Regions from separate parts of the Homo sapiens genome. Here regions 1, 3, 4, 5, 6 and 7 are each linked to region 2. A link is a contact called in ENCODE Hi-C or POLR2A ChIA-PET data. All regions are on one chromosome and are shown on one strand. Each heading gives the region's core, a stretch centred on a gene start or an enhancer-like site at or near the end of the contact. The rest is flanking DNA. Distances are from core to core; before and after follow the strand shown.

The links. Hi-C counts contacts between places; a loop is a spot of excess contacts on that map. ChIA-PET counts read pairs that join two places held with the same protein, here RNA polymerase II (POLR2A). Pooled maps may share reads with other maps.
Region 1: a loop to region 2 is called in a map of CD8-positive, alpha-beta T cell, with 4 times the contacts of the local background. The contact joins the enhancer-like site here to the promoter of ATP1A1 in region 2. A Hi-C loop is called at or near these places in 3 of 168 maps with a recorded cell type or tissue (CD8-positive, alpha-beta T cell, ascending aorta and esophagus muscularis mucosa) and 7 of 50 pooled maps.
Region 3: a map with no recorded cell type shows a loop between it and region 2 (14-fold over the local background). The contact joins the enhancer-like site here to the promoter of ATP1A1 in region 2. A Hi-C loop is called at or near these places in 2 of 168 maps with a recorded cell type or tissue (both CD8-positive, alpha-beta T cell), 11 of 37 single-sample maps with no recorded cell type and 15 of 50 pooled maps. POLR2A ChIA-PET finds 5 or more read pairs at or near these places in 1 of 52 experiments (activated CD4-positive, alpha-beta T cell).
Region 4: a loop to region 2 is called in a map of endothelial cell of umbilical vein, with 10 times the contacts of the local background. The contact joins the promoter of CSDE1 here to the promoter of ATP1A1 in region 2. A Hi-C loop is called at or near these places in 1 of 168 maps with a recorded cell type or tissue (endothelial cell of umbilical vein), 7 of 37 single-sample maps with no recorded cell type and 17 of 50 pooled maps. POLR2A ChIA-PET finds 5 or more read pairs at or near these places in 3 of 52 experiments (CD8-positive, alpha-beta memory T cell, GM10248 and OCI-LY7).
Region 5: a map of ascending aorta shows a loop between it and region 2 (4-fold over the local background). The contact joins the promoter of NGF here to the promoter of ATP1A1 in region 2. A Hi-C loop is called at or near these places in 1 of 168 maps with a recorded cell type or tissue (ascending aorta) and 3 of 50 pooled maps. POLR2A ChIA-PET finds 5 or more read pairs at or near these places in 1 of 52 experiments (WTC11).
Region 6: a loop to region 2 is called in a pooled map, with 7 times the contacts of the local background. The contact joins the promoter of NRAS here to the promoter of ATP1A1 in region 2. A Hi-C loop is called at or near these places in 8 of 50 pooled maps. POLR2A ChIA-PET finds 5 or more read pairs at or near these places in 2 of 52 experiments (activated B cell and activated T-cell).
Region 7: a pooled map shows a loop between it and region 2 (8-fold over the local background). The contact joins the promoter of TRIM33 here to the promoter of ATP1A1 in region 2. A Hi-C loop is called at or near these places in 2 of 37 single-sample maps with no recorded cell type and 9 of 50 pooled maps.

The regions. Positions count from the first base shown.
Region 1 is chr1:115,061,452-115,064,525 of GRCh38, reverse strand. TSPAN2 (tetraspanin 2) reads left to right here. Exons shown (of 8, transcript NM_005725.6): 3 at 2,294-2,391. Among named protein-coding and RNA genes, the nearest start is that of TSPAN2, 27 kb to the left of the region's middle. RefSeq lists an enhancer at 1,671-2,194. Within about 2 kb of position 1,690, at least 24 of the 41 ENCODE cell types and tissues checked have a DNase peak (open chromatin) inside an H3K27ac peak, as active enhancers do; they include CD8-positive, alpha-beta T cell and ascending aorta, where a contact is called at or near this core.
Region 2 is chr1:116,371,306-116,374,709 of GRCh38, reverse strand. It overlaps ATP1A1 (ATPase Na+/K+ transporting subunit alpha 1), which reads right to left and starts at 1,466. Exons shown (of 23, transcript NM_000701.8): 1 at 1,187-1,466. The coding sequence starts at 1,198. RefSeq lists an enhancer at 90-209 and silencers at 580-879, 1,310-1,839.
Region 3 is chr1:117,652,929-117,656,075 of GRCh38, reverse strand. No RefSeq gene overlaps it. Among named protein-coding and RNA genes, the nearest start is that of TENT5C, 48 kb to the right of the region's middle. RefSeq lists enhancers at 16-85, 904-1,063. Within about 2 kb of position 1,880, at least 11 of the 41 ENCODE cell types and tissues checked have a DNase peak (open chromatin) inside an H3K27ac peak, as active enhancers do; they include CD8-positive, alpha-beta T cell, where a contact is called at or near this core.
Region 4 is chr1:114,756,583-114,759,845 of GRCh38, reverse strand. CSDE1 (cold shock domain containing E1) reads left to right here and starts at 1,862. Exons shown (of 20, transcript NM_001007553.3): 1 at 1,862-1,921. RefSeq lists enhancers at 1,656-1,945, 1,317-2,310, 2,146-2,465.
Region 5 is chr1:115,336,593-115,339,631 of GRCh38, reverse strand. It overlaps NGF (nerve growth factor), which reads left to right and starts at 1,383. Exons shown (of 3, transcript NM_002506.3): 1 at 1,383-1,428. All of the region lies in intron 1 of NGF-AS1 (NGF antisense RNA 1), which reads right to left.
Region 6 is chr1:114,714,887-114,718,020 of GRCh38, reverse strand. NRAS (NRAS proto-oncogene, GTPase) reads left to right here and starts at 1,250. Exons shown (of 7, transcript NM_002524.5): 1 at 1,250-1,363; 2 at 1,844-1,971. The coding sequence starts at 1,861. It overlaps CSDE1 (cold shock domain containing E1), which reads left to right. Exons shown (of 20, transcript NM_001007553.3): 20 at 1-1,105. RefSeq lists enhancers at 1,245-1,444, 1,455-1,554.
Region 7 is chr1:114,509,757-114,512,732 of GRCh38, reverse strand. It overlaps TRIM33 (tripartite motif containing 33), which reads left to right and starts at 1,530. Exons shown (of 20, transcript NM_015906.4): 1 at 1,530-2,182. The coding sequence starts at 1,657. It overlaps LOC124904348 (a long non-coding RNA gene), which reads right to left and starts at 1,395. Exons shown (of 2, transcript XR_007066452.1): 1 at 808-1,395. RefSeq lists enhancers at 1-333, 1,194-1,363 and silencers at 1,554-1,663, 1,694-1,993.

The DNA of each region.
Region 1 (3,074 bases), core at 441-2,940, 1.3 Mb after region 2:
AAAATGGAAAAGAGCAGGACACAGCCAGATCATGGTGAATTCCCAGGTGGCTGGAGCATAGGATGGATAAAGATTTTGGGGGAAACTGTTCTGTAGGCTGTGACTTCATGATAGATCTGCAAACGGCATCATGTAGCAATTGTGGCAGTAGCAATGAGAGGCAATGGGCATGTTCTGCAGCAAGGGGGTCCACCAGGAGACATTCCATGAAGGAACTGAATATGGTGTTGTTGCTGCCGCCCTGCATTCAGCTCGCTTCTGTGGGGTGGTCAAATAGAAGTGTGGGATGGGAATTGGGGCTGCAGGCCAGGGCATCCTGCCTACAGCCATCTTGACTCTCAGACCTCCATTTGTAAAACAGAAATAATAGTCCTTGCTTACCTAACCACGTTGTTTTGAGAAGCCAATAAGATGATGGAAGTGAGAGCTTTGAAAACATTGCAACACAGTGAATGACTTTTTTTTTTCTTTTTCAACTTTCATTTTAGAATCAGGGGGTACATGGGCAGGTTTGTTACAAAGGTACATTGAGTGATGCCGAGATTGGGGGTATGACTGAACCTGTCACTGAGGTAATGAATATAGTATCCAATAGTTAGTTTTTCAACACCTGTGCCCCTCTAGTAGTCCCCAGTATCTATCATTCCCATCTTTATGTCCATGTGTACCCAATATTTAGCTCCTACTTATAAGTGAGAACATGCGGTATTTGATGTTCTGTTCCTGTGATAGTTTGCTTAGGATAATGGCCTCCAGCTGCATTCATGTTGCTGCAAAGGGCATGATTTTGTTCTTTTTTATGGCTGCATAGTATTCCATGGTGTATATGTACCACATTTTCTTTATCCTATCTACCATTGATGGGCACCTGGGTTGATTCCATACCTTTGCCGTTGTGAATAGTGCTGCAGTGAACATGTACCCTTTTGACAGAATGACTTATTTTCCTTTAGGTATTTACCCAGCAATGGGATTGCCGGGTCGAGTGGTAGTTCAACTCAGTTGTTTGAGTCATCTCCAAACTGCCTTCTGCAGTGGCTGTACTGATTTACATTCGCAACATTGTATAAAGTGTCCCCTTTACTCCCAGCCTTGCCAACATCTGTTATTTTTGACTTTTTAACAAAAGCCATTCTGACTGGTATGAGATGGTATCTCATTGTGGTTTTGATTTGCATTTCTCTGATGATTAGAGATGACGAGCATTATTTCATGTTTGTTGCTCGCTTGCATGTCTTCTTTGGAGAATTGTCTGTTTATGTCTTTTGCCCACTTTTTAATGGAGTTATTTGCCTTTTGCTTGTTGATTTGTTTAAGTTCCTTACAGATTCTGGATATTAGACCTTTGGTGAAAGACATTTTTAAAACAATAAAGTGTTGAGGTAGTGGGGCCAACAACACTATTATTTTTAATATGATATCATTTCTCACATTACCACATCCATTCCCTCATGAAATTATTCTTTTAGAGAAAAGGGAAAGGGAGGAGGTGGTAGAGCTAGAACAGCAGGAAATAAATACCCACCTCAGGACTGCAGAGCAGCAAGGCCTCAGGGCCCTGAAAAGAACGCTGAGGCCAGGTCCGGGTGGGGCAGGAAGCAGAGCAGCCTCGCCTGTGGCTCCTACTAGGTCTGTAAACTGCCAGATCTGCCCGCAAACCACCATCAGCAACCCAGAGGCGCCCCAGGAAGCACCCTGAATGCCAGGCCCAGGGGTTCCCCACAGAGGCGGGGCACCAGCCCCCACCCTCCCTATTAATGGGAGTGGTTTCCAGGTGACTCATATGAGTAAAATGCAAAAAATGAAATAGAGACCATTAACATGATTCCAAGTAAGACAAGTGCCAAGTCCCATATTGTATTCTAACTTATCTCAGGATCAGAGAAGGAAATACAAAAAGGCTTGGCTTTAGTTCTCTCAGAACCAGAGCATTTCTGTCCTTTTCTTTCTCTGTAAGAACTGTACGTGGGGCTTGCCTAAGCAGTAAGTGAAATCCCCACCTGAATGATGGCTGCCTCCATCACTAGAGATGCAAGACAGAGTCGGAGTGTTGGGCAGGCTTTTGAGGCTCATGGCTATTTTTCTCCCGGCTCTGCCAAACACCAGCTCTATGACCTTAAGCAAATCGCTTTACCTTTTGGGGCCCAGTTCCTCCGTGTCAAACATGGCAGTAAGAATAGCACCTCCTTTTGGTACTATTAGAATGCTCTGCAGTGCCCAGAGTCTTAAGCCTAGTTGGTCGTGGAGGCACTCGGTTGGCTCTCAGTGGTCTCCTCTGACCTCTTCCCCACAGGGCTGTATGTTCTGGTTGGAGCCGGGGCCCTGATGATGGCCGTGGGGTTCTTCGGGTGCTGCGGAGCCATGCGGGAGTCGCAATGTGTGCTTGGATCAGTAAGTGGGGCGAGGGGGTAAATGGTGGGGTGGGGGTGAGGGAGCGGCCTGCATCTGAAGGGAGTCAGTGCCTCTGGCCCCTGGCTCCAGCTCCTCCGTGGACTCTCTGAGCCCTTGGCATGCACTTTTCCTCCCTCAGTCTTGGTTTCTCCATCTCTTATATATGAATAATACTAACTAGGGCCGGGTGCCATGACTCACGCCTGTAATCCCAGCACTTTGGGAGGCTGAGGCAGGAGGATCTCTGGAGCCCAGGAGTTTAAGACTAGCTTGGGCAACACAGGGAGACCTAGTCTCTACCGGGTGTGATGGCACACACCTGTGGTCCCAGCTACTCAGGAGGCTGAGGCAGGAGGATCACTTAAGACCAGGAGTTGGGAGGCTGCAGTGAGCCATGACTGTACCACTGCACTCCAACCTGGGCGACAGAGCAAAACCTTGTCTTGAAAAAAGAAAAAAGAAAAAAAATATTATCTTTGTTCCTGCCTTATATGGGAAGTGTGAAAAGAAATGACGTCATTGGTGTAAAGATGTTTTGGGAGTAAAAGTACTTAGTAATTGTAAGGGGTGACTATGATTGTTCTTTAAAAAAAAATATTTCACAGTGGGTGAGGCAGCTAAAAGGTTTCTATAGCCAGGGAAGTGCTGTTATCTACAAGGAAAACATTTATGTTTGAGATCAA
Region 2 (3,404 bases), core at 217-2,716:
TGGTCACTTTCACCCCATGAACTCCGAGGTTATTCTGTGTAAATTTTTCTCAACTAGACTTTGGCTCATTTGGGGTCCAGGGCCCAGTCTCCTGCACGGGTAATAGCTAGGGGTAATCAAGTCTTCGCTACAGAAATGTAGGACAGCGGCGTTGTGACGATATTCCCACCACGCTCCGCGCCGCTCTCCAGCCCCAAGACCCCTCGTTTCCTTCAGGGACCGCCCTTTGGTGCTTCCGCGACGCTGGAAACCGGCAGAGATTCCTACCACCGTATTGCCTGCAGCCTCCAGTCCTTTTTCGGGTTTCTTGTACCCTGAGGCCCTGGTGGGTCTGCCTATCCTCCTTCAGGGCTCGTCCCTTCAAAAAAAATCTGCACGCCTCTCCCCACCATCGGATGACAACTCCAGTTGCCATCGGTGCATCCTGTGTTTACGGAAAGTGGCCCAAGAAAGCCCTCAAAAGTATACCTTAAAGGCCATCTTAGGGCAGTGAAGACACACCCTTTCTGGCACCAGCCCGCCCAGCCGGCTTCGCACTTAGAAGCAGCCAGTTTTTTCTTTGGGGGAGGGCGGCCGCCTCTGCGCGGAGCAAGCTAAGCCCCAGCGTCCCCAGGAGAAGGAGCCCCGAACCCGGAGGCTGCCCCCGCCGGAACCGGGGCCGCGGCGGGAACGGAGGCCCGGGAGGAGGCCCCGGCGGAGCGCCCCAGGGGAAGGGGAGGAGCGCGCCTTTCCTCAGGGCACGGAGGGCGGAGGGAAAAGGAAGGAGAAGGAGGTGACGGCGGTCGCAGGGAGGGGAGCCAGGCTCAGGGATGCCGGCTCAGTCCCGGGGCCGCCCCCGCTGCTGCAAGCCCCCTCCTCCCGGCCCCGAGGCTTCCCAAGCACCGCCTCTCGGAGCCCCCGGCCCGCTCGGCCTCCGGGGCGCGCAGCCCCCGCCCAGGGTCCGCCCACCCCCCTAAGCAATGCCGCGCTCCAGCCCCTCGGCGCTCCCTTCCCCCGCCCCCCGTTACTGCGCTCCCTCCATTTCCAAACTGCGTCGTCTTTTAAGCCGCGCGGCTCTGCCAGCCCACTCCACGCGGCGCCGCTTCCTCCTCCGCCGCCTCCCGCTGGCCGCGGTCGCCCTCCCGACTTCCTCCTCTTCCCCTCGAGGGCTCCCCGAGCCCCCTCCCCGGGCGCGCCGGACACTCACCCCCTTCCCCATGGTGGCGGTGCTCAGTGCCCGGCGCCGGGTCCTGTCGCTGGAGAATCAGAGAGAAAAGCACAGAGCAGCTCCCGGCCGAGCGAGCGGGACCAGGGGAGCCAAGTGGAGGGAGCTAGGGCTGCCGCGGGGCGGGAGGGTGGGAGGGCGGCCGGCGGCTCGGGCCGATGCCGCCGCCGCTGTTGCTGCCGCCGCCCGGGCTGCTACCGCTGTTGCCACGTGTCCGCCTCCTCCCGCCGCTGCTCTGCGCCCCAGACCCCGCCGCAGCTCCAGCCCGCGCCTCCTCCTCACTTCCTAAAATATGCAACCTGCGTGCTGGCCCCGCCCACGCCGCGAAACGTCACCGTTACCGGAGCAACCTGACACCGGCCGTGGGCCTGGCTCCGCCCCCTCCCGAAACCCCGCCCACGGGCCCGGACAGCGCCTGCTGCGGCCAGTCCTGGCTCCCGGCAGGAGGGCGCCCAGGTCTGGGACAAGCGTGTCCACCGTGTCCCGGGAGGGCTGCGGGGCGCTCCTGCTGGCTGAACAGCGGGGACTCGGCGGCCTTGGCCCTCCCACGCCCCTCCTCCCGCTGCCCTGCATGACCCGCCTACTATGTAGGGCCCAGGAGGTCCGCAGTGGGTGCGGTACGGTCTCGGAACTGGGCTCCCCCAGTCGCCGCCGACCCGGCACCAGAAGTCGTGGGCGGAACGGCTTTTCCAGCGCTTCGGCGATCTCCTCTGGGACTCAGGGATGCTGGAGGGGGCTGGCGCTCGGGTGTGATTGCAGCCAGCGCCTGACTGAGGGACTCCGCCCCTCTGTGGAATCCAGGCCCCGCGCCCACCTGCGGATGGCCTCCCCGGGCGCTTGGTGCTCTCAGAGTGCCTCCTGTGACTTGGGGTCCTCTTTATCCACTTCCCGCTCCGTCATAGCTGGAATCGATCTGAACTGGCATCGCCAGAAGTTTCAAGCGCCCTCCTCCCACCACCTCTCTTTCTTCGAGATTCCAAAATGAGAATCTGAAGGGCGACCAGCGAATTCATTCACGCTATTGTGTGAATGTAACCTGCTTGTCCAGTTTGGGGATTCTCTTTTTAGGGAAGAAAAACCTGAAACCCAAAGGAATGCGTATCCTTAGCTAGAGGAGCTAAATCAAGGGGGAGGCGTTTGAGGACTTGCCAGGTGCCTCTCCACGCCTCCACCTGTCACGGCAGCATCTCCAGCACAGCCTTGGGTTCTCTGGGGGGGCCCAGGAAACCACCACTCTCCCCGGAGATCCCTGGTTCCACTGCACTTTGGGGCTTCTCTGTCATTATAGCTTTTGCTTCTTAGCAAGAGGCTGCAATGGCTGAAGTTCTCCAACATTTTAAAAAACAAAGTATTATTAACAAGGTTTGCAGGAAGTCAAGTACTCTGGGAAAGGCCAGGATATTGACTTTCTAAGCAAAGGTTCCTAAGTTAAAGCCAACTCTATCAACTTCAAGTATTCATGTAGCATGAACAAACAAGGATATGAAACTGGAAAAAATGGAGAAGGAAGGAAAGAAAGGAAAAACTAGAAACTGTGTTGTCAGTTACATCATTAGGGTAATTCTCATCCCTTCTTACAAGATAGTTTCTTACACGAGTCTCTTCTCCTCAAGAATGTATTGTTAAAGGTTGATGTCTCCTACAGTGATCTAGAGACTTGGTTCAATCATTCTAGGCCATAGAGAGCAGAGGAATTGTAAATAGAATTCAAAACCCTGACTGCCTGGAGAAGAGCCCCCAAATTCAGAACAGAATTCCTTAGACTGTTAACAGAGGGTTACAGAGTGTTCGGGGATCCATCTCTAAGCTTCTAGAAAATGCTTTCTTTACATGCTTGATAGCCTCAGTTACTGTACTTTGTAAGATGCTTTTGCTTGCTAAAGATAGCTTGTTTAAGATTAATTACTCCTGGGCCAGGCACTGTGGCTCACGCCTGTAATCCCAGCACTTTGGGAGGCCGAAGCGGGCGGATCATGAGGTCAGGAGATCAAGACCATCCTGGCCAACCTGGTGAAACCCCGTCTCCACTAAAAATACAAAAAAAAACTAGCTGGGCGTAGTGGCACATGCCTGTAATCCCAGCTACTCGGGAGACTGAGGCGGGAGATTCGCTTGAACCACAGAATCGGAGGTTGCAGTGAGCTGAGATGGCGCCACTGCACTCCAGCCTGGTGACAGAGTGAGGATCCATCTCAAAAAA
Region 3 (3,147 bases), core at 631-3,130, 1.3 Mb before region 2:
TTAAATTCCAAAAGCAGGAAAAGTGCCCTGCACAGCACTTGGCACCCAGGGGGTTCCCTTTGCTCTTACTACTGAATTGTCCAGCATGCCCCAACCCATGGCAGGCGCTCAGTAACTCTGATTTCCTTCCATCCTTCCTTTTCTATGTGGTCAGAAGAGTGGTGTGACAGAGAGGCCCGGTGCTGGGAATCCACGTTTGCCCTGCTGCCAACTTGCTGTGTGGCTTTGCGCAGCTCACACAAATGTTGTAGATCACTAAAATGTTGCTTATAAAATGAAGGGGTTAGTCTAGATTCAGTGTTCCAAAACCCTGAAGGAACAAACTCTGATGTGATGAGAATCTCTCAGGAACCTGGTAAAACATCCAGCTTCTTGAGAAGATTTTTAGAGATTCCCTTAGAATTCTGGAGACCTGGAATGGGCTGAGGTTAGAATTTGTCTTTTAAATGGGTACTTTGGGCGATTCTTGACATTAAGGTGGTCAAGAGCTCAATGAGCTCGAAGGTCCTTTAGAGCTGTAAAGTCCTGAATGCTCTGGTCCCACAATCCACATCAAGTGTGTGTGTGTGTGCGTGTGTGTGTGCACGCGTGTGCGCGTGTGTGTATATGTTTTGAGAGGGAGAGAAGTTGTGTCTCCGGACTGATTTAACTGTCAACTGGGCACTCGATTTCAAAAAGATTTGAGGCTGTTAGCTTGACGTTGCATGATCATCTCACGTCCTGGCAGCCAATCTGCAGGGGTGAGCTGTTTGTCGCTTTCTCCTGACTCATGTTTGCTTATCTCCAGAAAACTCTGCACCTTCCAAACGGGCACTGCCCCAGGGCCTGCAGCTGGAGTGTCCCAGGCAGCCATTCTCGTAGGCAGCGCTTTCACAATTTTCTAGAAAATTCACCATTTTCCCAGCCCCACTCAGCATGGGTAGGGGCTCCACCAGGCCATGTGTGAGGGAGTCAGCAGCCAGAATGTGGAGCCCAGAGGCGGGAGGGGGCAGGGGCACACACCAGAGGCAAGAGGCTGAGCTGGTAGGGGTGGTAAGAGCACTTGTCTTTGGAATCAGAAGCCTACTCCCTGAGTCCCAGATCTGCCAATTACAAATTGCATGCCTTGGGCAAATTACTTTACATGTCCAAGTCTCAGTTTCATCATCTATAAATTATCTGTGCAGAAGGCACTTCTGAGAGTTCAATGAGATCATGGCCAGCCTGTATAGTAAATAGTGAAACTGACCCAGCTCACAAGTGGTTACCATCTCCATACAGCATTGTTTCCCAGTTCTCTTGAAAGCTACACCTGCGTACCACCAAGTTTCTAGACTAAACCCAGTTTTTTTCAGACACATAGACTGTGGAAATGCAAATACTGTAACATCCGGAGAGCACTGTAAGTTACCCTCCCTTCCTGCCTGTTTTCAGCCTTATCAGTAAAATCACTGAATCCCCTAGGCCTCAGTGCCCAGCCTCAGGGTTTGTTGAGAGAGGGAAGACCCAGAGGGCAAGGGTAAAGATTGACCCAGAGACTCAGAGGGTAACAGAGCTGTCCTGGGCTCAGGGAGCTGCAGGTGGGCTCTGCAGGGCATTGACCGTGTGCTTGTGCACCTCTGGGTGTGTGTGTGCTTTCCTTTGTATGTAATTAGTTGTAAATGCACATATTGGTATGTGTGTGTAGCAGGTGTCCACACTGTCTGGGTGTATGTGACCCTACAGAGTATTTTTTCTCCAGAAGTCTCCTCCCTAGCTCATCGAATTGAAGCCCACACACTAAAAACGGGAGGCTGTGGTTTTGATTCTGGCTGTCCCCTAGTCCCTGCCTATCAGGCTACACGTGGGGACTGCAGGCCCCGTGGGTGGCTGAGGAAATGAGTGGGTGAGTGGGCCTCGTTGTGGGTACTCCGCTGCCTCTGCCAAGCTCCCTAGCCTCCTCCCCCTCCCCCTTCAATTCAACAAGGCTCTCACTTGCATTATTCCGTGAAGCCTTATGAGAAACCTGTACAGACACTAGCATTAAAGAGCCAAAGATTGCCAGAGCCGAAAGAGATCTTAGAGATACATAGTCCTACTTCCTACTACAGAGGAGGAAACTCTAAAGCACAGAGAGGTGAAGTGACTTGCCCAAGGTCACACAGCCAGTTGCTGGTATTCTCCTTTATTCATGGACGAGCATTTGTTTGCATTCCTGCTATGCATCTGGAACTGTGCCAGGTGCTGGAGAAGATGCCAGGAAGCCTAACTCAGGTCAGGAGCCAGAGGAATTATTTAGGAAATGACATTTAAGCCATCACTTCCCAGAAGGGTGACTGACAACAACTAAGTCGGAAGAAAGGCCCACGCAGGGGAAACTCTGCAGGGAAGGGCTCCGAGGTTTGAAAGAGCTTCACATGTTCAAGGAGGACAGGAGCGAGGGTGTGAGGATGGGGAGATAAGTAGAGGCCAACTCGTGCAGGGAATGTGAATGTTATCCCACACACTGAGGGAACATGTAAGCTGGGGAGGGCAATAGTTTTAAAAGACCATTTTTCAAGAAGACACTGGCGGGAGCAGGAGCAGAAGTAGAGATGAGCTCTGTGCTGTTCCTCCTGTGCTGTCACAGGCAGGCACAACCTCACTACACCTCACAACAGCCCTAGGAGGGGTGCTGTGTGCCCTCTTCTTCCAAGAGGCCAGGGCCTGCCTAGATGCCGCTCAGCTGGCAACCTGTGGAGCCAGCACTCCAATTTCACACTTTTGCCTGCTAAGCCTTAGTCCCTTTTCTTTAAATTGTCTCCCATTTACTCTTCAGCCCCCTGGGATAGGGCTTTGTCTCCTCTGCTCCCTGCACCTGACTCTACAAAGTCACAGTGATGTGCGGCATCCATTCGCCTGTCTGTACAGGACTTGATGCTGCCAACCGCTCCTCCCCTGGCTCCTAGGACATTGCATTGTCCTGGTTCTCCACCCGCCTCTCTGTCCACTCCTCAGCCTTCTCCGGTTTTTCCACCTTTGCTAATTCTTCCTGGATAGATGCTCCTCAAGGAATCTGTCCTGGCTGACTCTTGCTTGCTTGGGTGCTTTACACCACAGAGGAGGCTCCAGTTACCATCTCCTCACTGTGATTCCCAGTTGTCCATCCCTAGCCGGCCTCCTGGTCTGGAGCTCTGAAACTATACTGGT
Region 4 (3,263 bases), core at 613-3,112, 1.6 Mb after region 2:
CTTTGGTAGGCCGAGGTGGGCGGATCACCTGAGGTAAGGAGTTGGAGACCAGCCTGACCAACATGGAGAAACTCTGTCTCTACTAAAAATACAAAATTAGGTCGGGTGCGGTGGCTCATGCCTGTAATCCCAGCACTTTGGGAGGCTGAGGCGGGTGGATCACGACATCTGGAGTTCGAGACCAGCCTGGCCAACATGGTGAAACCCTGTCTCTACCAAAAATACAAAAATTAGCCGGGTGTGGTGGTGCACGCCTGTAATCCCACCTACTCAGGAGGCTGAGGCAGGAGAATTGCTTGAACCCGGGAGGCGGAGGTTGCAGTGAGCTGAGATCATGCCATTGCACTCCAGCCTAGGCAACACGAGTGAACTCCATCTGAAAAAAAAAAAAATTTACATTCTGTAGTTTCCCAGAAATATATTCCAATTTCTAACAACTTATCATACTGTTGTCCAGTGCTATTTATTCAACAAGCTTTTGAGAGTTGTTGAGAGCGGGCACTGTCAACAACCAGGGATGCAAAGATGAATTTCATAAGCTCTGTGCTAGAGTATTACTACCTAGTAAAAACTAATAATTACAATAGAGTGAGCTATGAAAGCATTGAAAATGAAGCAAATATTTGTGCTTAGGAAAGCGTGGGAAGGCATCAAAGAGAGCAAAAAGGCAGTTTTGAGGTGTTATACATGGGACTGGACACCAGCAACAAAGGTGGTGAGGAAATTTTTGAACAGAAATGGGACACGGCCTCCTCTTAGAATTCAAGAGGTTGAATTGAAGGTTGTCTTTCCTTCATTGCACTTATTCCAATGTGTATGTTTAGATTTGTTTTTGTGATCATCAATGATGCTAGACTAAAAGTTCCTTGAGGACAAGTCTATATCCGATTTTCTTTACAACTGTATACTTCCCAGTGGTTACACATACAACATGTCAAATAAATGTGTTGTAAGCAAAAAGTGGGTAGGAGAGTTCTCAGAAGACTGGCTGCTCATTATTTATCCAATACTGTCAAGTGAGAGAGCCAGTGAATCTGTGAAAACAGAAGCATTGAATCTGGGAAAAGCATTCCTCTCACCAGAGGAGCATGCTCTACTGTCTGGCAGGGGATAATCCATTGAACTTCCTGTGGTCATAATTACCCATTTTTCTCCTTCCTTCTTCCCCCATTGGATGAATCATCTCTTTGCTCTTATTTCAACCTTTTAATTACTGATCCACCCTCTTTGATTACCTGACACAACAGGAATATCTTTCGTAACTTGAAAGGTCAGTTGACTGAATTTGTTTCATTTTGTTTAGTGATTATGCAGCCTTGCTCACTCTTGTGCATCTGTTGCAATGTTTTTCGTGGAAAACAAAGGTCTCATTTAGATTTCTAAATTACCTTGCTACAAAGCTGACTCTATACTAATGAAATTCCTCTAAAACAGTAGACGTAAGAAAGAATGCTTGCACTATAAGAAGAAACGAGTGTGAGGTCCTTCCGGATTTTTGCTGGGAAAAGATAAATCATTTTTTATGACTCCTGAATATGCCATCAGAATTGTTGGCCTTCAAGGTTTACCCCATTATTGTGGGCTAAAACGTATTCAAACGCTCGAAGACTAGAGACGCCTAAAGCCACCCGCCACCCCTAGTGTCCAGGAGGAGTCAGTAAACACCGAGATTGCTTCCCGCAGCACACCCAAGAAGGAATGTAATGTAATGCAGCCACCATGTTGGTTGTGGTTAAGTGCAGCAAACTGCTTGGCGTCACTTAGCCCTGCTGCGCAAGCGTGTTGAGAGTACGCTTCACTCCGCCCCTTCTCGTGCACGCGCCCGGAGCCCGCAACTCTCGCGAGAGAAGCGAGATTTATTCCTACGTACCGGGCCGTGCTGCTTATGGCGGCGCTGGAGAGGGGGCGCTGAGCTGTTGGGGTGAGTACGACCTCAGGGTCCAACTGGGGGTAGCAGAAACCCAGGGGAAGGGCTGAGAATAAGACCAAGGCTAACGAGAAGCCTTCTGAGTCAAGGTGGGCACTCGTAGAGCTCTAGGTGGGGAAGAATGCACCCCGATTCCCTGCCCTGGGCTTTTTCATACGTCTCCCGTTCAACTGCCTGGGCCTCATGTCAGGTCGCAGAGCTGAAACGAGGAGTTGAGGCCAGCCGGCTGCGCGTGGTGGTAGTGGTGGTGGTGACTAAAGTGGGGGGAGGGAGCGAAAATGGAGGCTCCGACAGCAGCCAAGATGGAGGCAGAGGGTGCGGGGCTCGGGCGCGGAGGCTGCTGGGATCTGTAGTCTGGCTGCTTCCCCATCTGCGGCTTGTCTGGGGAAACGGGAACTACATGTCCCGGCGGGCGGGGCGAGGGGGTGGTGGCGCGGTCCTTTGTGTGAGGTTGGAAGAGCCTGAGACCGAGAAGAGGGGCCTACTTTGACTCTGGACCCTGTAGTTTCCTGGCCGTTACCTGCTTGGGAATCTGACTACCAGTACCAGAGCGCAGTGCGGCAGTGGCGCCTTCTTTGTGTATAGACTGAGACCCTGCTCCATCTAGATATCTTAGGGGAAGTGTTTAAAGACACCTTTCCCCAGCCACATCTGGCACAGTAGTGTGGCGGAATTGACATCGTTACTCCAGTCACCTAGAGCAGGGTCTCAGCACCCAACCTTCCCCTCATTGTCTCCCCTTCGGCGTCTTGAGAAAGGGAACCAGTCCCTAATCTTTTAGGCACGTGGCTCCCACCCCTCTATCTTGGGGAATGGGCGTGCGCCCTGAAAGCTCAGTAGTGTCCTCCCTTCCACCTCCTGTAGTTCTCATGGTGCCAGCGCCTGGCCCACCCACATTGTGCAATGAACGGCCTGGCTTCGTCATTCTATGTAGAATGTTTTAGAGTTCCCCCGTCGGAGACAGCTTCAAATTTTTGCCATGCTATTTTATCAATACGAAATCTTAGTGCCAAGGTTCTTTTGCTTTAAGGTTTTCCCTTAGAAACACCCAGATGGCGGCCGTCTTGCTTAACTCACAGGTGAAGCAGAGAACGCTCCCTGAAACAGGCTTGAATCTGCAAAGAATATCTGAACGTTGTTGGGCAAGTTAATTTTCGTGTTTTGCACCTTAAATGAGTAAAAGAATATGGCGCTCTTTAAACAGTTGGGAGACAGGGCGGAGAGGGAGAATGCTCAAAGGCACTGTGGTAGTTAAATCTTTTTGAGAGGCTTAAATTTTCATCAGGCTGGTATGAACTGGCAGTTCTCAGCCACTGCTACTAACCTACTTTTTTAG
Region 5 (3,039 bases), core at 134-2,633, 1.0 Mb after region 2:
GGAGTTGGAAATGCCTAGTCAGGGCTTCATCTTGCTCAAGTGCCATCCATTAAGGGTAAATGACCACCCCCAGACTTAGGACAGGAATCATCTGCTTCACTAAATCCCAGTTCCCTGGAGGGTGCCCTTCTGCTAAGTTGCACTGGCTGGTGTTACCAGCAATAGGGAGATTCTGTGCCCCACCTTCCCTCCCTGTTACTCTCCTCACACCTACTTCTCCTCTGTGGCATCCATACAGGGTAGGGGTCCAACCCACCTTTGCTATAGGAAGAAGCGAAGGCACAGACAAGCTCAACACGGGAGGGAGTGGGGCTGTAAATTTCCAAAGAGCTACGAATCCCCTGGAATGCTACAATTAATGATGCACATTTGGTGACAAATTTGACTTCAGGGGTATTTCTCCCTTGCTCATTTTATGCTGGGGTGGGAACAGCCCTGGCAGAGGGGCAGGGGAAAGTCAGGCAAGCTCTCCTGTCAGGCTGAATCGAGGGAACTCAAGAAATTTTGAAGGGTCAGGAAGAATTTGTGTGGGGCCTGGAGTGTGGAGAGGGGGGCATGGGGGCCTAGGGTTTGCTGGCTATATCAGTCTGGGGTCACAGACCCCTTGCAAAACTGATGAAAGCTGCGGACCTTCAGCTCAGAAAAGAATATTAGCATTGCACACAGTCGCGCAAATCAGCCTACAGTTTCAGAGGGGCCAAGGACTCCGGGAAGTTCCTGGAACCCAGGGCCTTAAGTTAAGGTCCCGGCTCTAGCTCCTGACTCCTGAAGTCCTCTGCCCCTTGTCCCCATGCTGGACTTGCCGGGCCTGGGGGCCTTCTAGCTGGTTCTGCAGCCGCCTTCCCTTGTCAGAGGAGCTTGGGCACCTGCCCCTCGCGGAGCTCCCCCTGGGTGCTCACCTATCCTGGGATAAGGAAAGGCGCCCCGAAGAAAAGGAGCAGCCGATGCCTGGGGCACCGAGGGCGACGCCGGGCAGACCAGGGAGGCACTGGCGAAGGGCAACGCGCGGGGGCAGGGCGGAGAGGTGAGGGAAGCTGCGAGCAACTCCGCCCAGCCCCAGCCAGTCGGCCCAACGACCCCTGCCGGTGCCCCAGAAACTCCCCCTCCCGGCTTTGCGCGCGCGGCCCCTCAGACCCCAGTGGGTTTCCCTTTGACCTCTGAAGGTTTAAAGTCCTTCTCTGGCTGGGTCTGGCCAGCCCTCCAGGAGCGATCCGTCTGTAGTCCCCAGGACCCCCTCCAGCCGGGCACCACAGCCCAGCCACAGCAGGTGCGGGGCTGGTGGTGGGGAGGGGAGGGATGGGGGCCAGGATTTGGAGCGTGTGACTCAGGAGTACGGGAGGAGGGGCTAAGAATTCAAGAAGCCTGTGTGAGAGCAGCTCGGCGCTCCGGCACAGCAGAGAGCGCTGGGAGCCGGAGGGGAGCGCAGCGGTGAGTCAGGCTGCCCCGAGCCGATCCCGAGAGGGGCGCAGCGCGGGCGCGGGCAGGGGTGGCTGGGCTTCGCGGGAGAGTTTGCAAGGATACCGGTCTGGCGAGCTCTCTGGTTACCCCCGAGGCTCCCGCAGGCCGAAGAGCAGCCCTGAGAAATGTCCCGAGTGGGTGTGGGGGCGCGGGACCCTCGCGGGAGGACGAGTCGGACCGAGGGAACAGCGTTAGTTCTGGTCGTGGAGTCCCTAGTCCCAGGATGGCCTGCAGTCCAGGGAGCAGCCCTGGCGCCTGCAGAAGCCCACGGCCATGCCAGGGTCTAGCTCGAGGGCTAGAAGTGGATAACGCGCAAGTGAGGGAGAGCGAATGGGCGCGGAGAGGGATGCGCCGGCAGCTGGCGCGCCAGGGCGGGAGGAGTGGCGGCCAGCACCGCGGGGGGAGCGCAGAGCGCGCTGGCTGAGGTGAGCGCCGAGTAGGGAAAGTGCTGCGCGGCCCCCAGGTAGGGGGAGGAGCGGAACGGGGCGCGCTAGACCTGGGGCAGTTCCCTCAGCGCGTCTCGGAAGGGCTGGGAGTCGTGACTGAGGGCCCCGGGGGTTAACGCAGGAAGTCTGCGAGCCAACGCCGGGGTCCGTCCGGCGTACCGGGGCCCTCCACGGAGCCGCGTTGGACAACCTCAGGTAGAGGTCGCCAAGGTTCAGCCCTGCCACTTGGGTCACACGCTTCATCTCCAGCTGTCTGCTGCCAGGTGTGGGAGAAGCGGGCGTGGAAGGTTAGGGCGGGGAGCGCCTTGAGTTCAGGCGAGGAGGATCTAGGGGAGGGAGAGAGGACTCAGGGGTCAGGGAGCTGCAACTTTGAGCCAGCAGAAACAAGCAGCTTAGCTCCCTCTAATTACAAACCTCCTTCTAAAAAAAAAAAAAAAAAAAAAAAAAAAAAAAAAAAAAACAAAAACAAAACAAAAAAAATTTCGAGATTCTTAAGGAAGGTGTTTCGTGCTTGAACTTTTTCTTCTCTTGTGATTTGAGAGATTAAAAAAGAGCCTGCTTGCTAGGCTGGTTTTTCCAAGTTGTTCCAGGTTGGAAGTTGTAACAGTTCGAAGGATAATTTATGAGTGTTTCATGCATTAAAGTGTATTACAGCAAAGCCTTTTGGGTGCTGTGGGTATTAAGGAAAACTTAGTGCACGTTCCCAGCTGGAAACCAAAATAGTGCTCTCCTGGGTGCCTCTGCCCCATCTGTCATCCAAGGCCAATGGAAATCCTGTAGAAAAGTCACTTGATTAATTGTTCTGGCTCCATCCTCTGGGCACACCCACTGCCAGTGCCAGTCCCCTCCTCCCCAATCCATGCACAGCCAGCTGCACTCTGCAAATGCAGAAATGACAGTGGAGACCCCATCAGTAACTTCTCTCCAGGGTCCTCAAACTCTTGAAGCCGTCAGTTAAGTCTGCTGGAAGGGAATCTTTCCCCTTCTCGAGGCAGTGCAGAAGGGCAGCAGCCATTGGCCCCTGCCAGCCCTTCTTATCCTGTGTTTACAGTTTCCTCCTGAATGTCTGAAACTTTCTCCCTCTGCAGAGTCACAGAAGAAAGAAGAAAGGCTGTATCAAACCTGATGGGTCTCT
Region 6 (3,134 bases), core at 1-2,500, 1.7 Mb after region 2:
GTTATGTTTAAAAAAATAAATAAATTTAAGAAAACCATTTTAAATAATGCACAGTTGCAGCCTGGAAAAACTTAAGGTGGCGCCTTATAGTATCAATTTTAGGAGCTTTATTTGGTGCATTTAACGCAACTGGTAATTGCAGAATCCACTTTGCCTGTGTAAGTGAAAAATATAGACTGTTATCTTGTTGGCCCTATGAAATTCTGCACTTTTCATTATATACTCTACCTTCATTAATTACTTCTGGCAAGATGTTCTGCCTTAGCACTCAGTTGCATTCTTTTCCTTTTTCTTCCTGTTCATTATGCTTTAATTCTGAGGACCATATGAGGGTAGAATATATTATCTTTTAAAAATTACAAAAATTTGTATAGGCAAACCATTTCTTAAAGTTGATGGCCAAATTTTAAAATGTTATTTTTCATATCATTTATAATCTTGTCACAATCCACTTAAAGAAGTTTGGTTATATTTCAGTGAAAATTTTCTTCCAGAGTAGGTTTTTTTTCGTGGGTTGGGGGGTAACTTTACTACAATTAGTAAGTATGGTGCAGAATTTCATGCAAATGAGGAGTGCCAGCAGTGTGATAATTTAAACATATTTAAACAAAAACAAAAAAAATGAATGCACAAACTTGCTGCTGCTTAGATCACTGCAGCTTCTAGGACCCGGTTTCTTTTACTGATTTAAAAACAAAACAAAAAAAAATAAAAAAGTTGTGCCTGAAATGAATCTTGTTTTTTTTTATAAGTAGCCGCCTGGTTACTGTGTCCTGTAAAATACAGACACTTGACCCTTGGTGTAGCTTCTGTTCAACTTTATATCACGGGAATGGATGGGTCTGATTTCTTGGCCCTCTTCTTGAATTGGCCATATACAGGGTCCCTGGCCAGTGGACTGAAGGCTTTGTCTAAGATGACAAGGGTCAGCTCAGGGGATGTGGGGGAGGGCGGTTTTATCTTCCCCCTTGTCGTTTGAGGTTTTGATCTCTGGGTAAAGAGGCCGTTTATCTTTGTAAACACGAAACATTTTTGCTTTCTCCAGTTTTCTGTTAATGGCGAAAGAATGGAAGCGAATAAAGTTTTACTGATTTTTGAGACACTAGCACCTAGCGCTTTCATTATTGAAACGTCCCGTGTGGGAGGGGCGGGTCTGGGTGCGGCCTGCCGCATGACTCGTGGTTCGGAGGCCCACGTGGCCGGGGCGGGGACTCAGGCGCCTGGGGCGCCGACTGATTACGTAGCGGGCGGGGCCGGAAGTGCCGCTCCTTGGTGGGGGCTGTTCATGGCGGTTCCGGGGTCTCCAACATTTTTCCCGGCTGTGGTCCTAAATCTGTCCAAAGCAGAGGCAGTGGAGCTTGAGGTAAGTTTATCTCATGCATAGTGTTCGGCTTTGGGCTGTGGAATGTTCAGGCGTTTCACTGATGCCAGAAATGGAGCAGAATCTATCAGCTGGAGACAAAGGCCTTGGGCGGGGGTCCTTCCATTTGGTGCCTACGTGGGGAGATCTTTGGAGACAGAAGGGAGAATGGGAAGGAGTTGCGGCCTGGAGGCTTCCTGCTAGAGCTGAGAAGCCTTCGGGGAGTAATAGGAAGGGGGATTTCCATTGCTTAGGCTGAGGGCGGGGCCCAAGGACTGTTGAAAAATAGCTAAGGATGGGGGTTGCTAGAAAACTACTCCAGAAGTGTGAGGCCGATATTAATCCGGTGTTTTTGCGTTCTCTAGTCACTTTAAGAACCAAATGGAAGGTCACACTAGGGTTTTCATTTCCATTGATTATAGAAAGCTTTAAAGTACTGTAGATGTGGCTCGCCAATTAACCCTGATTACTGGTTTCCAACAGGTTCTTGCTGGTGTGAAATGACTGAGTACAAACTGGTGGTGGTTGGAGCAGGTGGTGTTGGGAAAAGCGCACTGACAATCCAGCTAATCCAGAACCACTTTGTAGATGAATATGATCCCACCATAGAGGTGAGGCCCAGTGGTAGCCCGCTGACCTGATCCTGTCTCTCACTTGTCGGATCATCTTTACCCATATTCTGTATTAAAGGAATAAGAGGAGAGAAAGTAAAAAGTTATTTTGGGTATACATTCAGTTATGCAATAAGCTTAACGTGTTTATAGAGAACAGTTCATTTTTATTAGCTGCTGAAGTTTCTAAAACCTGTCCAGTTTTTAACAGTTCTGTAAACTATTGCAAACTCAGTGTTGAGTTCATTCATGAGTTTCTTCATATATAACAGCTCTATTACATGAGAAACACAGGCCATAGTAGCGAGACTGTCTGATTGTATGGGAGATAATAGGATGGAGATAAAGGATTCAGAGATGAGTGTTCTTCAATATTTATTTATTAGCTAGTTGAAGCAGCTGAGACCAGATGATTGGAGTAGCAAGAACTTGAGATTTTTAGTCTTTATGCCTAGGATTTTGGTCCCTGTTTGCAGTTTATTTAGTTGTGTGATATTGAGCAACTGAATCTCTCCCAACCTCATTTTCCTCATGTTTTAAATTACCATAAACTTGTCCTGCCTACCACACAGGGATGTTATGGAAAGTTAAATAATATATTTAAGTTATTTATGAATGGTAAAGCACTATGTAATAGTACTTAGGGATTCTATTGTTATTATGAGAGTTCATGGTACAGATTGTCTTCAGTAAGTGGCACCTAAGGCTCTTTAAATAAAGGGTTTTGCCGGACACGGTGGCTCACGCCTGTAATCCCAGCACTTTGGGAGGCTGAGGCAGGCGGATCACAAGGTCAGGAGTTCAAGACCAGCCTGATCAACATGGTGAAACCCCGTCTCTACTAAAAATACAAAAATTAGCTGGGTGTGGTGGCAGGCACCTGTAATCCCAGCTACTCAGGAGGCTGAGGCAGGAGAATCGCTTGAACCAGAGGCAGAGGGTGCAGTGAGCCGAGATCACACCACAGACCTCCAGCCTGGGCAACAGAGCGAGACTTCGTCTCAAAAAATAAATAAATAGATAAATAAATAAAGGGTTTTGTAATTTTGTTCAGTTTAGAAATGCCTAACTTTAGAGATTATTTTAATCAACACCTGGCCTCCCTACCATCTGGCTACTCGTGTTTAATTGATGAAAACTAACTCTAATGTAGCCACTATAAA
Region 7 (2,976 bases), core at 281-2,780, 1.9 Mb after region 2:
GGGCCCAGGAGTTTCAGCCTGGGCAACATGGTGAGACCCCAGCCTCTTCGAGGCAAAGGGAAAAAAAAGATCAGCTAAGTCATGGTGGCGTGCATCTACGGTCCCAGGTAATTGCGAGGAGCACGGCTTGAGCCTGGGAAGTCGAGGCTGCAATGAAATGTGATGACGCCACTGCACTCCAGCCAGGGCGACAGAACGAGGAGGTCTCAAAAAAAAAAAAAGTTTTCACGTGGTTTAAGGACTTACAGCACCTTTCTTGGGAACACTAACAGGAGACCAAAGCATTTCATGATCTTAACACTAAAACAGTTGTTGCACTACATAAAATCCTCCAAATACCTTTTTTTTTTTTTCAAATAAAAAGGCAACTTTCTGAAAGCTTTTCTTTTTTTTTTGAGACGGAGTTTCGCTCTGTCGCCCAGGCTGGAGTGTAGTGGCGCTATCTCGGCTCACTGCAGCCTCCGCCTCCTGCCGGGTTCAAGCCATTCTCCTGCCTCAGCCTCCTGAGTAGCTCGGATTACAGGCGCACGCCATTACACCCGGCTAATTTTTATATTTTTAGTAGAGACGGGGTTTCACCATATTGGCCAGGCTGCCCACGAACTCCTGACCTGACCTCAAGTGATCTGCCCGCCTCGGCCTCCCAAAGTGCTGGGATTACAGGCGTGAGCCACTGCGCTTGGCCTGAAAGCTTCTACTACCATTGTTGTAAGGGCATTTGTCACCCAGCTCAACCCAGGACACTTAAAGTGGGACCTCAGAAGGACGCAGTATTGGTTATATCCGTGGCTCTCCAAACTGACATACATAAGAATCAGCTGAAGGGACTTTTCCCCCTCCGTCGGCTCTCTCCCTCACTTCCTGATTCAGGTCTGGGGACTGGCCCTGGCATCTCTGCTTTGAAAAACTCCTCCGTTGATTCTGATACGTAGCAACTCCTGAGAATCACCTTAAGATGCCAAAAATAGCTGTTAAAGAGTTTCTTCCTCACTCGGTCTTTTCAGCCTATTTCTGATAGATCCTCAGTTCAAAAACAAAAAGCAAAAAAAAAACAAAAAAAAAAACCAAAACCAAACAAACAATAAGCCCCGCTTTAGTGCTCCACGGCCACCCAAAGGAACGCGGCTGGTCTACGCACAGCAGAGACCCAGGAGGTCCCGGCGATCGAGCGGCGCGGCAGGTGAAACTTCCGCGGAGACGCCCGGGACACGCTCGCAGGGACCGGAACCGTCCCGGCTACCACCCTTCCGTATGCACCACCGCTGTGTCGGAGTTCATAACCAACCCCAGCCAAAGGCTACCCAGCGTCAACGGCCTCTGGCTTTAAAAAAAAAATCTCCCTTCGGGTTAAAGAGCCGCGGCACTGACGCAAGGAACTGGCTTCGAGGGTCCGGGACCGCTCCGCGCCCGCGAACCGAGTTCCCGCCTCCCTCGGGAGGACGTCCGTGCGTACGTGCGCGTGCCGCAACCGCCCTCCTTCAAACGCGCGACGCGAGGGCGGGGGCGCCGCGTGCGCGCGCGCTCTCGTTGGTTCGCTCTCTCGCTAGCTCTCGGCTGCCGCTCTTGCTGCGGCTGCGGCTGGGGCTGGGGGCGGCGGCGGCGGCGACGCGGGCGGCGGGCGGCGCGGGGCGGTCCGGCGGGTTCAAAGAGGAAAACATGGCGGAAAACAAAGGCGGCGGCGAGGCTGAGAGCGGCGGCGGGGGCAGCGGCAGCGCGCCGGTAACTGCCGGGGCCGCCGGGCCCGCCGCGCAGGAGGCGGAGCCGCCTCTCACCGCGGTGCTGGTGGAGGAGGAGGAGGAGGAAGGCGGCAGGGCCGGCGCTGAGGGCGGCGCGGCCGGGCCCGACGACGGGGGGGTGGCCGCGGCCTCCTCGGGCTCGGCCCAGGCTGCTTCATCTCCTGCGGCCTCAGTGGGCACTGGAGTTGCCGGGGGCGCAGTATCGACGCCGGCTCCAGCTCCAGCCTCGGCTCCCGCTCCGGGTCCCTCGGCAGGGCCGCCTCCTGGACCGCCAGCCTCGCTCCTGGACACCTGCGCCGTGTGTCAGCAGAGCTTGCAGAGCCGGCGTGAGGCGGAGCCCAAGCTGCTGCCCTGTCTTCACTCCTTCTGCCTGCGCTGCCTGCCCGAGCCGGAGCGCCAGCTCAGCGTGCCCATCCCGGGGGGCAGCAACGGCGACATCCAGCAAGGTGAGCCGGAGGCCCTGCCTGGCATCTGGGCCGCAAGGGATTTGCGCAACCCTAGAGGAGCTGGGGACGGAGGTGCTGGGGCCTGGGGCTGCTCGGACGGGCGCCATCCCGAGGGGTCTCTAAGGTGAAAGACTCGCCCCTGGGACACTTTCCAGAGAAGCTGGACCGCAAGAGATAAGGGGAGCATGAAGGGAGGGGTGCCGGCTGCGAGAGGCTGGGGGAGGGGACACTGGCTCCGAGGGAGGGTTTGTGATGTGCGGAACCCGGCCGAGCGCTGGTTCTGGAGCTGGCAGACCCGTACAGTGAGAGAAGGGGGATTTGGGAAACACGTTGTGAGGAAGCGTTTTGGCTGAAAGGGCCCGGGCCAGCGAGGTGTTGAGGGAGTAGGTAAGAGGTAAGGGCAGTGAAGATGGATTGCTTTGGAGGGAGGGGACTTGGCGTGTTCACAGATAGGAGAGAGGAGGACTATGGATTAAATGGAGGTGGAGAGAATATGTTGGAGAGCAAGGGGTCCAGAGAAGGCGCCTGGAAGAAAATTGTAAGATGACATGGGGAAAGAGAAACTCGGAAAGTGGACTGCATGGTTAGGGAAAATCCTAAGGTTTGGGGATGAAGGAGAAATGAACTTTGAAGGAAATTGAGAGTTAGGGAAAGCTGGGCATGAATTTGTTTTAGCTAATTGGCCGTTAATGAGCCCCTAGTGTTGGGGCACTGTGCTAGGATTGAATAAAGTACTCAATGAAGACTTCATTCACAGTCTAACAGGAGAAACATATAACTTGCAGCAGTGGAGG